Regions from separate parts of the Mus musculus genome. Here region 2 is linked to region 1. Evidence: chromatin contacts called from ENCODE POLR2A ChIA-PET data. All regions are on one chromosome and are shown on one strand. The core of a region is the stretch at or near the end of the contact, and the rest is flanking DNA. Distances in the headings are between cores, read along the strand shown. Region 1 holds the start of Zfp628 (zinc finger protein 628). Region 2 holds the start of Zfp579 (zinc finger protein 579).

Region 1 (6,965 bases), core at 1,732-4,231:
ATTGCTGTGAACAGATACCACGATCCCGGCAACCCTTACAAAGGAGAACATTTAATTGGGGCTGGCTTACAGGTTCAGAGGTTTAGTCCATTATCATCTTAGGAAACATGGTAGCACGCAGACAGACATGGTGGTGGAGGAGCTCAGAGTTCTGCATTCATTAGGCAGCAGGAGGTGAACTGGCTTGAGCTTCGGAGACCTTGAAGCCCACCCCCTAATGACACACTTCCTCCAACAAAGCCACACCTCCTCCAAGGCCACACCTCCTAATACTGTCACTTCCTATGAGCCTATGGAGGCCATTTTGTTTCAAACCACTACAAAGACCTTGAGTGGACCATGTATGAAGTTATAGAAGTGAAGTCTTCCACAAGATGGAAACCTGAGGACGTTGGAGAAACCAAGAATGTAGAACATTTGGTAAAGAAAAATATGTGGAGAAGAACCAGCGTCCATGGAGGCCATGCATGCTGCAACAAAGCCCACAGGATGTCCTGTGCTGCGGCAGTGGAAATACAGGATCTAATGTTTGCCCTGCTGGGTTTGGGTGGCTTTTTCTTTCTTTCTTTCTTTCTTTCTTTCTTTCTTTCTTTCTTTCTTTCTTTCTTTCTTTCTTTCTTTCTTTCTTTCTTTCTTTCTTCCTTTCTTCCTTTCTTCCTTTCTTTCTTTTTCCTATCTTCCCACTCCCCCATTTTGGAATGGGAATTGAAAGGACAACATAAACCCCATTTGTCTTCATTTAAGGACCAGGCCTGACTTTGAAAAGAAAGCAATTAGGCACCAGCTCCAAGCAGACCACAAAACACAGAAACAAGGTCATAAAACTCCTCCCAAAGAAGACCTGGGGATAACCACAAAAATGGGGAAAATACTTTATCTCAGAATGGGCCATCTGCGCTGGGTAGCCCTACCTCATCCTATAGTTAAAGTTCGTGACATAGGAATGCAGGCCACTGACCACCCATGACCCCCCCCCCCCAGCCTAGCACTCACCAATGAAATTTTAGATTACCTGATCCTTCCTGACAGTCCCCCTATAAGAAGGCCTATGCACCTTTGTCTGGGGTTGACATTTTGAAAAATATTTGACCTCTGCATGCTGGTTGTTTCTCTAGAATAAACCGTCTTTGCATACTGAGTCTGAAGTCTTCAGCGACTTGACTTTCGGACCCTACAGGGTGTCTATTGTGTCACTGCATATCAGAATCTTGGAACTTTCTTTTTGACTTTGCAGGGCCTCACAGCTAAGGGGCTGCCTTGAATCTCAGGCGAGACTTTGAACTTAAATAATATATTTCTTTTTATGTGTATGTGTGTTTTACCACACTCATGTCTGTGCCTGTGTCCACGGTGTCTCGGGAGGGTTCTGTGGGACTGGAGTTACAGTTGTGAGCCACTGTTGTGGATTCTAGAAATCAAAGGCGGGTTCTCTGGATCTCTCTCTCTCTCATACATAAAATGAAAAAATGTAAATTACATTCAGCCACTTATTTTGTGTGTATGGGCATGCATGTATTTGCCACACAGCATAGATGCTGATTGGAGGACAACTTGTGGGAGTTTGTTCTCACCTTTCACCATATCCATGTTGTAAATGTAATTGCTATTTTCCAGATGTAATTGCCATCTCTGATGTCTACTGTTGAATAAACTCACCCTTTCTAGCTCTTTCTGAATTCTGGCTGGCTGGTTCAACTCAGCTTCTCTGGCCTAAACACCTCTCCAAAGTGACTGATTCTCTCAGCTTCTGACTGAATTGCTCTGCTTGACCTCAAACTAACTCTAGAAATCTGTTCTAATTTGGCTTCTTTTTATTCTCTGGCTCATTGTGTCTTCACCTGCAACTTGTCTCTATAAAACCATCTCTATGAAAACTACCTCTGAACTCCTCTGCATAGCCTCTCAACTCACTGATTCAACTGAACTGGTTGCCTAGAACTCAGAGATCTACATGCCTCTATCTCCTGAGTGCTGGGATTAAAGGCATGCACCACCAAACCTGGTCCTAAGCTTTTCCTTACCTGAAACTTGCTCTATTCCAGGCTGGCCTTGGACTCAAAGAGATCTGCTTGCCTCTGTCTCCTGGAATTAAAGGTGTGTACTAAGGTCATATCTGTGTTCCAGCCACAATAGCCATGTTGCTGGATTAAGACTCCTCTATGGCTTCACTGGGCAGCGAGCATCAGTACCATCAGTCTGAGCCATCTCACCAGCCCTCTAAGTTAGGGCTGGGGTGATAGCTTTGTAGTTAAGAACAACTGCTAGTTTTACAGAGGACTGGGCTTCGGTTCCTTGGGACCACACCAGACAGTTCACAACTGCCCTGTAACTCTAGCTCCAAAGGATCTGACACTCTGTTTTGGCTTCCTCAGGCACCAGGCACACATGGGGTGCACAGACATGCATGTGGGAACTCACATATACAGAGAAGGTAAAAATAAATAGATCTTAAGAAAAAGGCAGCCGGGCAGTGGTGGCGCACACCTTTAATCCCAGCACTTGGGAGGCAGAGGCAGGAGGATTTCTGAATTCGAGTCCAGCCTGGTCTACAGAGTTCCAGGACTGTCTCGGAAAAAAAAAAAAAAATTCAAGGCCAGCCCGTGCTACATGAGCCTACAAGAGCCCATTGTCTCAAAAAGTAAAAAACAAAAACAAAAAACAATTAAGACAACAAAAATAATCTATCCGAAAGTCTCAGCACAGGCTCAGAAAGCAAGCTTGGCCCCAGATACCAGCAGGCAGGGGAAAAAAAGCAGGCTTGTAGGGGCAACTCAGACTCCCGAGACCCAGGCCATCCCAGGCCATGCAGGAAGGTTGAGTGCCTCAGTTTCCTTCCCAGCACGAGGGAACAGGGTCTGCGTGTACACCACGGGCCTGAGGCTTGGACCCCCGGGATTCTGCATCTGGCGAACCCCAGCAGTGGGTGGGGCCGGGCCGGGCTTGGCGCGTTGCGTCATGACGCACGAAGGCGGCGGCGGCGGGGTTTGTGTGCGCGAGAGGCCGCCGATAAAGGTTGAGTGCCTCGCGCCGGGGGCCGTGGGGAGGGAGCGCGCCCCCGCCCCCTCCCGGGCCGCGGGTCCCGCAGCGCTGTGCCGGGCCCCGCTTCCCGTCAGCCCCCGCGGGAAGGCCCTGGGGTTCTCCTTGATCCCCCTCCCCGACCGGGGCCACAGGTGAGAGACCGGAGGGCGCGGTGGGGGAAGGGCCGGAGGGCGGAGTCGTTTGGAGAACGGCGAGCGGGAAACCGGAAGGGGTACCTTAAAGGGAAGGTCGCTATTTCGCCTCCGATATTTAATCTGTTAGGCCGGCTCCGCCCTCTTAAAGGGGTAAGGACAGTGTGTTTAGCTGCATTTTTGCAAAGCTTCCTGCCCTTTCCCTTCTCCCCTTTCTCCTAAAAGGGGGTTATTTCCTTAAAAGCGGGTGATAGTTTCCCAAACATTGAAGGAAAAGTTTCATAATTCTGCTGGTCCCTAGACTATCTGAACAAAGAGATCTTTTTTCCCTCCCAGATAAAACCTCATGTAGCTTAGGATGCCGTCAGACTCACTGTATAGCTGACAATGACCTTAAATTTACGATCCTGCTGCCTTCATCTGCGCGCTGGGATTACAGGCCTGCCTGTGCCACCACGCCCAGTTCTATGGTGTACTGTGACAAGAACCCAGAGCTTTGTGCATGCCAGTCATTAACCCTTAATAACCGAGCTACATCCCAAACCCCAAGAGCTTCCTCGTAAAGCCCAGACGCTTAAAGGGCACTCTCACTGCTAAGATGGGTCCCTGTTCCGTTGGGCCTCTTGTGTTAAAAGATATGGCCTCAGAGGCACAGACAGTTTCTGAACCTCATTTGTCACCTACACGCCAAAAGGAACAACAGCCCTTTAAAAAAACAATCCTTCATAGCCTATTGCCCTTTGAAAAAGAAATCCTTTATAACCTGTCAAAAGGGGGTGCCTCCCTCTCTTCACTCAGACTGTCTTTACTGAGCATGCTCTCTCCTGATGTTTTGGTGGGTGATGGATGCATCAGAGAACGATCGATCGAACGAAGCAGAGGTTCTCTGTTTGGATGATGTGAACATTGACAGAGTAGAACAAGCAGTAAGAGACTTATATGTTGATGGGACTGTCCTGGGGTACTGTCACTGCAGTACTGACTTCAGGATTTACTAGGGAAGGGTCAAGCTGGCACTGTGTTTTGTTACCAGTGGCATCCATCCTATTGAGTCAGGAATCCTGATGAACACCCATCCATTTATTAGACAGCCCCTCTGACAAAGAATGACCTGTCTCCAAATCTCTGTGCTGGTGAGGTTGAGAAGTCCTGGCTAGGGTGGTGGTGATGCACGCCTTTGAGCCCAGCACTCAGGAGGCAGATGCAGACATCTGAGTTCGAGGCCAGCCTGGTCTAGGTAGTGAGTTCCAGGACAGCCAGGGCTGTGCAGAGAAACTGTGTCTCAAAAAGACAAAGAGAAATGCTTGCCCTATAGTATTTAGAAGGTGATGGGCCCCGTGAAGAAGGGAGCAAATAAGGCATGGGAGGAGATCAGGGAGTGCTCAAGGGTGGTCTGAGGAAGGCTCTCTGGGGTGAGTTCTTGAAGACTTGGAGGTGACAGTGTGAGTTGTGGATGGTGGAGGGGAAGGGCACTAGGCATAAGGTGGTGGTAGCTTTCCCTGCTTAGTTGAACGGCTAGAGGGACAGGAGGCCTGCAAGAGGGGAGAAGACGGACGTAGTTATGCGCAGTCAGCAGGCTCCTGTAAGGGAGTTTGTCTTCTGTCCCCTTATAGGTGTGACTACTATCCAGGTTTGCCTCAGACTCATCCTCCTGTCTTAGCCTCCTCTTACCACACCTGGTTTAGCAGTGCTGGGGCTCACACCTAGGACTTTGTGTGTGTTGGATAGGCACTCCATCAACTGAGCTACATCTCCTGCCCAACCCTTAAGTTTTGTAACAGGAGAGCATAGAGGGAGAAAGACCTGGAGTTAGATTGTGGTTAAGTGTGAGGTATCTTGTGTCCCAAGCATTTGGAGCAAAGGAGAGGCCTGGGTAGAGTCACACTTTTAGAGTTTTCTATAGATTGTGGAATCCTAGGGGAGGGTAAGGGCTTTCAGAGAGGGGCAGTGGGGGCAGAGAGGAAGACAGCAGTTCTTGACTGAGCTCTGATTCTCCACCTCCAGGTTTAGAAGGATCCAGCCCGAAGGCTAAGGTGGTCACAGAAGGGAGAGTCAGCCATCTGCAGCTAGGAGATATGCTTAAAGGAAAGACTCAGCAGCAAGGAGCTGGGGTATGTGGGGACTGCAGGTACAAGGAGCTGGGGTATGTGGGGACTGCAGGTACAAGGAGCTGGGGTATGTGGGGACTGCAGGCACCTGACGTGGTTCCAGAGGGAGGGGCAGGTTAGTCCCCCTGACATATAAAGGGCTGGGGGAAGTGGAACAAGGGGTCTTGTTTCCTTACATATGCTGCTGGGATTGGGCCAGGAGAGAAGCAAACTGCTAGAGGATGCCATGGGAGGTCAGAGGCCATGGCATAGAGTATTTGGGGGCGGGGACCCTTGCAGTTGTCAGCTGCTACTCTTTTGGACTGCATCTTTGTAGGGATTCATCCTGTGTGCTGTAGGGTGCTGAGAAGCACCTCTGTCCCTGCCCTTGACAGACAAGCAACAGCCAGTGTCTCCAGACATCACAAGATGCCTCCTGGGTGGAAAGACATTTGGCTCGTTTGGGACCTGTTGGTGCCTGGATTGGAGGATGAGAATATTTATTATTCAGATCGCTCTTCTCTTTCCAGTCATCAGCACGGCCAGTGGCTAAGGACAGCGAAGCAAGAGGATTTCAGTGGGAGAAGAAACATGCTAAGGGTTATCCCTGGTGGTGGTGGTGGGGGGGGGCATGGAGATCAGAGAAAGTGCTGGGAGCTGAGAGGCATGGGCTATGTTGAGTTGCGGGCATCAATATATGCACAGGCAGGGTGTGCCAGGGAGAGTGTGTACAAGGCTGGTAACACTGCGTGATGGAAAGAGGTTGCAGATCCTGTGGGAACAGGGCATCCTCACTAGGGATTTGGGGGATCTGAGAGGGAATGAGGCAGGTAGTGGGTGCTGGAGTGGATGCCTGAGCCTTGATCCCTACTCAGTGGCTTTCCTTAGAGTGAAATTGTTTAGGGTGAAGTAGGGAGATGAGTGCTGAGGACGTAACTCTTCAAAATAGGCAAGAAGCCAAGCCAGAGGCTTCTTCCAAGGGACTGATGACAGAAGGAGCCAGTGTCCTGAAGGCAGGACATTGTTTAGAGAGCACCCCTTTTTGGAACTGTTTGCTTCCTAGAGGAGCTCTTTTGCTGAGAAGTTTCACATCCCAGGTGCCCCATTACTCCTCCCTTGAGTCTTCGATAATGTGTGTTAAACCCACGCTGTTGCAAACCCCCCTAAGGAAGAGCCCCCACAGCATGGGCGACACAGGGAGGCTGCCCCTGTTCCTTGAAGAGCCGCTGTGAGTGGTGAGGAGGTCCAGTGCTTGCTCATTCTGATCAGAATCCTTTCACCAGGTGTGATGGCCGGCTCCCACGTGGACATGGCGCCAGCTTCCACCACCGAGGGAACTGGGGAAAAGCCAGGGCCCACTGCGCCAGCACCCACCCCAGCTGCTCAGTATGAGTGTGGGGAATGCGGCAAGTCCTTCAGGTGGTCATCTCGGCTCCTGCACCATCAGCGCACTCACACAGGTGAACGGCCCTATAAATGCCCGGACTGCCCCAAAGCCTTCAAGGGTTCCTCAGCCCTCCTCTACCACCAGCGGGGCCATACAGGCGAGCGGCCCTATCAGTGCCCAGACTGCCCCAAAGCCTTCAAGCGCTCTTCCTTGCTGCAGATCCACCGCAGTGTGCACACAGGCCTGCGGGCCTTCACCTGCGGCCAGTGTGGTCTGGCCTTCAAGTGGTCATCCCATTACCAATACCACTTGAGACAGCAT
Region 2 (6,965 bases), core at 3,293-5,792, 81 kb after region 1:
CCATCACAAATGGATAGATGAATGGTGGGTGGATAGATAGATTGATGGATGGAAAATGGACCAGTGGGTAATGGCTGGCTGTCAATAGGTGACAGAGGATGGATGAAGGATGATGGATGGATGGATGGATGATGAACACAAGACTAGCCATCACAAGTGGATAGGTAACAGACGCTGGATGGATAACAGATAGATGATGGATATCTGGAAAGCTTGATGGGTGGTGTACTGGTGTCACATTCCCAGTGACCCTGCTTCTATGGGTCTGTGCTTCCTACCCACCTTGTCCTGTACCATCTTTTTTCATCTACCCCCTAATAAAATGCTTTCTTACATTTATTTTGTGTGCATGTATGTATGTGAAAGTGTATATGTGCATGCGTGCACACACATCACTGTTAGCATGTGGAGGTCAGAAGACAATTTATAGGAGTCGGTTTCCTCCTTCCACCATTCAGGTCGCTGGTATCGAACTCAGTTCCTCAAACTCAGCTTCAAGTGCCTTTACCCACTGAACCACCACACTGGTTCCTAAGGAGCTTTTAGGGTTACTCTCTTTCTCCATCTCTTTGTCTATGTCCTCCTACTAGGGTGAAAGTCACAGATTGAGAAAGGATTGTGTTTCCTTGACAAAAAAAAAAAAAAAAAAAAAAAAAAAGAAAAGAAAAGAAAAAAAGAAAAGCACCCAGGACAAAGCCCTGCACAATGTAGAGGCTCCAGGAGGCATCCCAGCATGAAGGAAGGAAGAAAGAAAGAAGATAAGGATAGCTCACAGAATAAGGGCTAGGAGCACGGGCTATGGAGCCACAGTGTCCCGGGCCACATCTGGCTGTGCCACCTGTTGCTTTTGTTTTGACTCCACTCCCTAAGTGCTGGGATTACAGTTATGGATCCCCACACTCAATACAGATCATACCTGGTACTTGGGCTTCCCTCAGGAACATGGAGCCTATTGGTACCTTCATGATTGCAATGGGAATTTGGGGGAACATCTAGTGCTTTCTCAGAAAGGGAGCTGCAGGCTTCCCACACAGAGTAGTACTTTCTGTGCCTAGAAATCTGCCGTACACGTGCAAACAGTGCTGATAGGTTAAAGTGCACGCAGGGATTCCTGAGGACAGCCATCATGGCACATGGTACAGTCTTTCTTCTCAATCCAGGGCCCACAGACTTCTTGGCGTTATTGATGCCAGCCATCCCTCTGGGATCTGGTGTATGAGCGACCTTGTTCTGAACCCAAGTGTGGGTAAATCCTGACTCACCCAATCCCCCACACACAGCCTCACTCGGGGGTTGCACGAACTCACATTTATTCACAGAGACAGAGGAACGGGAGCAGACCTTTCGCGCTGGGAACTCCCAGGGTCTGGCAGTTCCAAAGAGGTGATGGTGTCCAGTGTTTGTAATAGGGATGGGCAGGCTGGGACGAACCCAGCAGTCTCTATCCTTCTGGCCAAGTGTCCTCCGCCTTGCCCTGCCTTACTTAAGACACGTGTTGGGGTGAGAAGTTCCTAACCAGCATCAGGGGTTTAGGGGTGGGTAAAGGAGAAGACGAATGATCCAGGCTTCAGGGGCAGGCAGGGGAGGTTCCTCTTCTTCAGCTTCCCTCTTCCTTACTGCAAACCGGGAGCGCAATTGGAAGGGCGGAGGGTGGATGTGAGGGTCAGGAGGCCAGGCCTCCCAATCCGCATAGGTGGGCCTTACTGTCCATCTCCTCATCCTCCATCTCGAAGGCTGAATGGTCTTGGCTGTCAAAACAGGAGGCGCTGAGAAAGACAGGTGGAGCCGGCGGGGACTGGGGTGGTGTGCCAGGTGAGGGAGGCTCTTCCTTGATGTGCGCGATGGGCAGAGGGAGCCCTTCTGCCTCCTGCTTAAGTGGCTGCGGAGGCTGGGGCGACTGTGAGGCCTGGGTCTGGAGTTCCTGCAGCGCTGCAGCCCTCTCCAGCTCCGCCCGTTCCAGCTCGGCGCGGTGGCAGCGTTGGTGGCGCAGGAGGCTGTAAGCGCGAGAGAAGCGGCGTGGGCATCGCGGGCACGGATGCGGGGCGGGACCCCCAGCATGGACTTGCGCGTGGCGGGCCAGGTCCGCCAGTCGCTTGAATTCCCTCTGGCAGCGCACGCACTGAAAAGGGCGCGCCCCGGAGTGGGTGACCCCATGCTGGCGTAGGTGTGCCCGGCGTCGGAAACCTTTGCCACACTCAGGACACCAGAAACGTGGCTCCCCCGCCGGAGGCCGGGCTGGGGTGGCATCTCCTCCATTATGCCCGCCTTCACCCCCTTCCGATGCACCCCCACATTCTGCCCCTTCGCCCCCCTCGGGCCCTTTCCCTGAGTTCCGTCCGCCCGAGGCCTTGTCATCCTTCTTGCCGGCCCCGGGTAACGGGGCCAGCAGGCTGAGTGGACCATGGACGCGGCGGTGCTGGCGGAGGTAGGAGGCCAAGCGGAAGGCCAGGCCGCAGTCTGGACACACAAAAGGTCGATCGGTGGAGTGGACTAGCCGGTGACGCGATAGGGACCAGGGCCTGGCGAAAGCCTTGAGGCAGATGGAACACTGGTGTCGCTTGGGGCGGGGCGGGGGTCCTCCTTCGCCCTCCTGTTCGCCCTCGGGGCGCAGACACGGGTGGGCTTTGAGCTCCCCCTTGGTGGCGAAGGCTTCGCGACAGCGGAGACACAGCAGCGTCCAGTCGGCCTGGAGAAGGACCTGTTTCTCCTCCTGTCGCCCCGCGGCCAGTGCCAACTCTGCCCTTAGCTCCGCTGCCCCGGCCTCGGCCTCCTTGGCCTCTGATTCCCGAGGATCCGTACTCGTGGGGACAGCCGCAGGAGCCGAGTCCCCTGCGGGCCACTGTGTGGTCGCCTCCTCCTCAGCCCCGGCCACCACCACCGTGGCGGGCTGTTCCACTCCCTCGTCCTGCGGACCCCAACTGGCCTCAGGCTCCTCCTTCACTGCCCTCTGCGTGGACAGATCCACCTCGCTACCTGCGTGCTCTTGGGCCAGGTGGCGCCTGAGCTGGGCTGGCTCCGGGAAGGTGCGTGGGCAGGCAGCGCAGCGCAGCGGGGGCTGGGGCCCGTGGCCACGAAGGTGGCGGGAAAGGTGGGCAGGCCTGCGGAAAGCTTTGGGGCACAGAGGGCAGGCATGGGGCCGGAGACCCGAGTGGCTCAGCCGGTGTCGAGACAGGTAGTAAGGGAAGCGGAAGAGGCGACCACAGGTTGGGCAGGGCAGAGGCGCCCTAGGGGCTCCAGCACCCCCTCTGCCACGACCACGGCCTCGGCCACGGCCACGGCCACGGCCTCGGCCTCGGCCACGGTCACGGTGAGGTGGGCTGCCCTGGGCGGGTGGAGGGGGCTGTGGATCCATGCCTGTGGGGAAAAGGGGAAGAGGCAGGGGTGGGGAGAAGAGATGAAAGATGTGGGGTGAGGTGAAGAGGAGAGCAGAGGTACAGGGCAGGTAGATCCACAGTTCAGAAGAGGATACAGATGAAAGTCGGGAGAGGAAGGTGGTGAGGAGGCAGAAGGGGATAGACACAGGAAAGGAGAGGAGAGAGTTGTGGAGACGTAGGAAAGGGGGGCCAAGTTCAGGAGAAACACAAAGGAGAGAGATAGAGAGAAAGAAAACATAGATATCAGAGGTGGGAACGGTCAGGAAGACAGAACAAGACACATACAGAGGAGACACAGGGAGACAAAGTCAGCCAATTGATTTTGCTCTAGTGCCCTGGGGCTTGAACATTCCTGGAGGGGCTGGGAACCAGTCCACCCTTGGGGCCCAAGTAGGGTGGGATTCAAAGTCAAGAGGCCCTGGAAATAAAAAGTCCATAAGTCAGGGGCTGGGAGGGACCAGTGGGTAGCCGGGCTTAAGCCCCTGGGTCTGTGAGAGGAGAGCTGGGGTCTGGATTCCTGGGTCTGAGGGAGGAGGAATGGGGTCTGGATTCCTGGATCGGAAGGAGGAGGGCTGGGGTCTGGGCTCCTGGGTCTGAAGAAGGTCGGGGTCTGCACTCCTGGGTCTGAGGGAGGACCTGGACTCCTGGGTTTAAAGAAGGGCTGATTTCTGGATCCCTGGGTCTCAGGCAAGAAGACTGAAAGGTAGGACTCCTGGGTCTCAGATAGAACCAGATAGGCGAACTAGACTCTTGCAGGTAGACGCAGCCTCTGAGTCCGGGTGAAGGAAGAAGCTGGGTAAGGGGCCCTGACTCACAAGACAAGGGGGAGGAGTGGACTGGGAGCTGGGCTGCAGAAAATCCTCAGCGAGAAAGCTGTGGCCAGACCCCTGGCCGGGCGTGGTGTCGGGGGAGGGCGTGGAACCTGCCGGCTGTCGGGGGATCTAGGTCCAAGAGGGGGTCTATCTGTTCCGGGTAGGTGTGATCTGCAGAACTAAGGCAGCGGGTCGAGGCCTTGCAGATTGCTCTGCGCAGGGCCTGGGGCTCGCCCCAGTCTCAGGGAGCCGGTCTTACCTCCACCTCCTGCGCTCCTTTCTTCCTTCCCTGCGGCCGGGCGATCGCGGACAGTGGTGGCGGAGAGGGAGGGGGTTGAGCGTAGTGGGAGGGGTGGGGGTGGAGAAGGAGGCTGGGCTCGGTGTTACAGCCTAAGCCTTCCCCCCGGAAACCCGGTGCTTGGTCGGAGGCCAGAAGAGGAAAGACTGGCTGAGAAGCCGGAAGCGGAGGGCCAGGGACCTGGTGGGGGTGCGGGGGGGGGGGGGGCGGGAGCAGAGGAGGGAGCTGCGGCTCCTGGATCCCGGGAGGGGAAGGGGCTGAAGGCCTGTCCTTTGGACCCTCAGAGGAGGAGGAGGCTGCAAGCCTGGGAATCTGGATCCAGCTTTCCACCCCTCCTCCATTTCCCAGCAGATAACACATATTCATTCATTCTTTCAACAAACAGGCATTTATCAAGCCCTGCCGGTGCCAGGCACTGTGCTGGCTGCTGGGTCTGAAGAAGGCAGAGATGGAGATGAACGAAGCAGTGAGTGATACAGGCTTGAGAGTGAACATCAATGATACAAGGAGTGCACCTCTATGATCGAGCCTGACTCTCACTGTCCCTTGGTTGCCTGGGCAAGCAATTCTCTCTTCTCCGAGCCTCAGTTTCTCCCTTTATGGTAAGCCCCAGGATCACAACCCGACCAGTTTTATCAGAACACCTACTGTGGGCTGGCTCTGTCCTTGGTGCTGGATCGATAAAGGCAAAATTCATACTATGATGAAAAGGGACAAACAAGAGTCAGTCACAGACGGTGTGACGAGGGAAGCTCTTGTTTTGGGCAAAGTGCTGTGGAATGAAGGGGATGGAAGAGACAGTGAGCTGGCTTTCAATGGGAGTGAATGCCATTCCTCTAGTCTTCCTTGGCAACTACGTTTCTGGAACTTGGAGCTTTAATGTTTCAGCCTGCTACATGGGCCACATCTCAAAGTATATATGATGGAGAAAAAGGGCCGTTTCAGTTATCTGCCTGCATTACAGTGTTGTTTTCTTTAGGGTTAACTTCATGCCAAACATAGTTGGCAAGAGGCTGGGTAAACTGTTCCTTTTGTACGTGTCTGGGTGAGTAGAGGTTTGGAAAGCTTTGATATGCTAGTAATTCCAGGAATTTACCCTTGAGAAACCAGAAACATGCAGTATTATACTTGTGCCAGTCCATTGCGGCTGCTTTCTTTTTCTTTTTAAAAACATTTCAGGGGGCTGGTGAGATGGCTCAGTGGGTAAGAGCACCCGACTGCTCTTCCGAAGGTCGGAAGTTCAAATCCCAGCAACCACATGGTGGCTCACAACCATCCGTAACGAGATCTGACGCCCTCTTCTGGAGTGTCTGAAGACAGCTACAGTGTACTTACATATAATAAGTAAATAAATAAAATCTTAAAAAAAAAAAAAAAAAAAAACATTTCAGTATAGGTATTGTGGGCTGGCAAGATAGCTCAGTGCAAAGGCGCCTGACTCGTGGCTGATGATCTGAGCTATCCAGGACCCACAGAGTAGAAAGAGATCACCAAACCGATTCCTGTGGGTGGGCCTCTGACTTCTCCACCTGTGTGTCTGCACACACATATACATAAACATACATTCACATATGTACAAACACACCCACCCATACATACAACACACATATACACACATATAAACATACATAAACACACAGACACAAATGTACACATACACATTAAATAAACAAATACAAATGTAGGGCTGAAGAGACAGTCCAGTGCTTGAGAGTATTGCTGTTCAAGAGGGCCAGAATTTGGTTTCCAGCACCCAGGCAAGCCCCCACCCCCTGTATAACTTCAGCTCCAACACCTTTTGTCTTTTGAACACATACACGCAGAGGGGCATATTGCCAAAAAATAAAAATAAATTGAAGTTAGATTCTGTTACATTTATTATTTATGTATGTCGGGTGCACACACAGCACAGTGCATATATGGAGGTCAGAGGTCAGTTCTCTCTCCACGATGTGGGTCCTGTCCTAGGATCAAATTCAGGTGATTAGCCTTGGGGACAAGTGGCTGTACTGACTGAGCTCTCTGGCTAGTCTACTATGGCAGTCTTGGAAATCACTATGAATGGCTCAGTAAGAGATCAGGGGAATAAAATCATGACCCAGAGAAATCTTGTATGCCCTGAAAAAAAAAAAAAAAAAAGGAAGAAAGAAGCTTACTGTGTGGAAATGTGGAGACTCCCCAGCTGAGCACAAGGAAGAGAACAACACAAAACCACCCGTGCTAAGTCTCTGTGTGCGCTCCTATCTGCAGCTTGGAGACCGACAAGATGGCTCTGCAGTTAAAACCACTAACTGCTCTTGATGAGGACCTGAATTGGGTTCCCAGCACCCACAAAACAGCTCACAGTTCCTTTATAACACTCCAGTTCCAAGAGGACCTCTTCTGTCTCCCAGAGTCAAGCATATGTGGGGTGCACATACATACAGGCAGGAAAAACATGTAAGATAAAAATAAATTCTTTTTTAAGAGGGGCAAGGCACA

The links. ChIA-PET counts read pairs that join two places held with the same protein, here RNA polymerase II (POLR2A).
Region 2: POLR2A ChIA-PET joins it to region 1 with 13 read pairs in Patski. The contact joins the promoter of Zfp579 here to the promoter of Zfp628 in region 1. POLR2A ChIA-PET finds 5 or more read pairs at or near these places in 3 of 5 experiments (Patski and embryonic stem cell).

Annotation. Positions count from the first base shown.
Region 1 is chr7:4,912,236-4,919,200 of GRCm38, forward strand. It overlaps Zfp628 (zinc finger protein 628), which reads left to right and starts at 2,982. Exons shown (of 3, transcript NM_170759.2): 1 at 2,982-3,170; 2 at 5,175-5,281; 3 at 6,541-6,965. The coding sequence starts at 6,546. It overlaps Gm51297 (predicted gene, 51297), which reads left to right and starts at 5,730; the gene lies at 5,730-5,795. It also overlaps a transcript of Nat14 not described here.
Region 2 is chr7:4,991,559-4,998,523 of GRCm38, forward strand. It overlaps Zfp579 (zinc finger protein 579), which reads right to left and starts at 4,543. Exons shown (of 2, transcript NM_026741.2): 1 at 4,446-4,543; 2 at 1,294-3,354. The coding sequence starts at 3,352. The coding sequence ends at 1,664.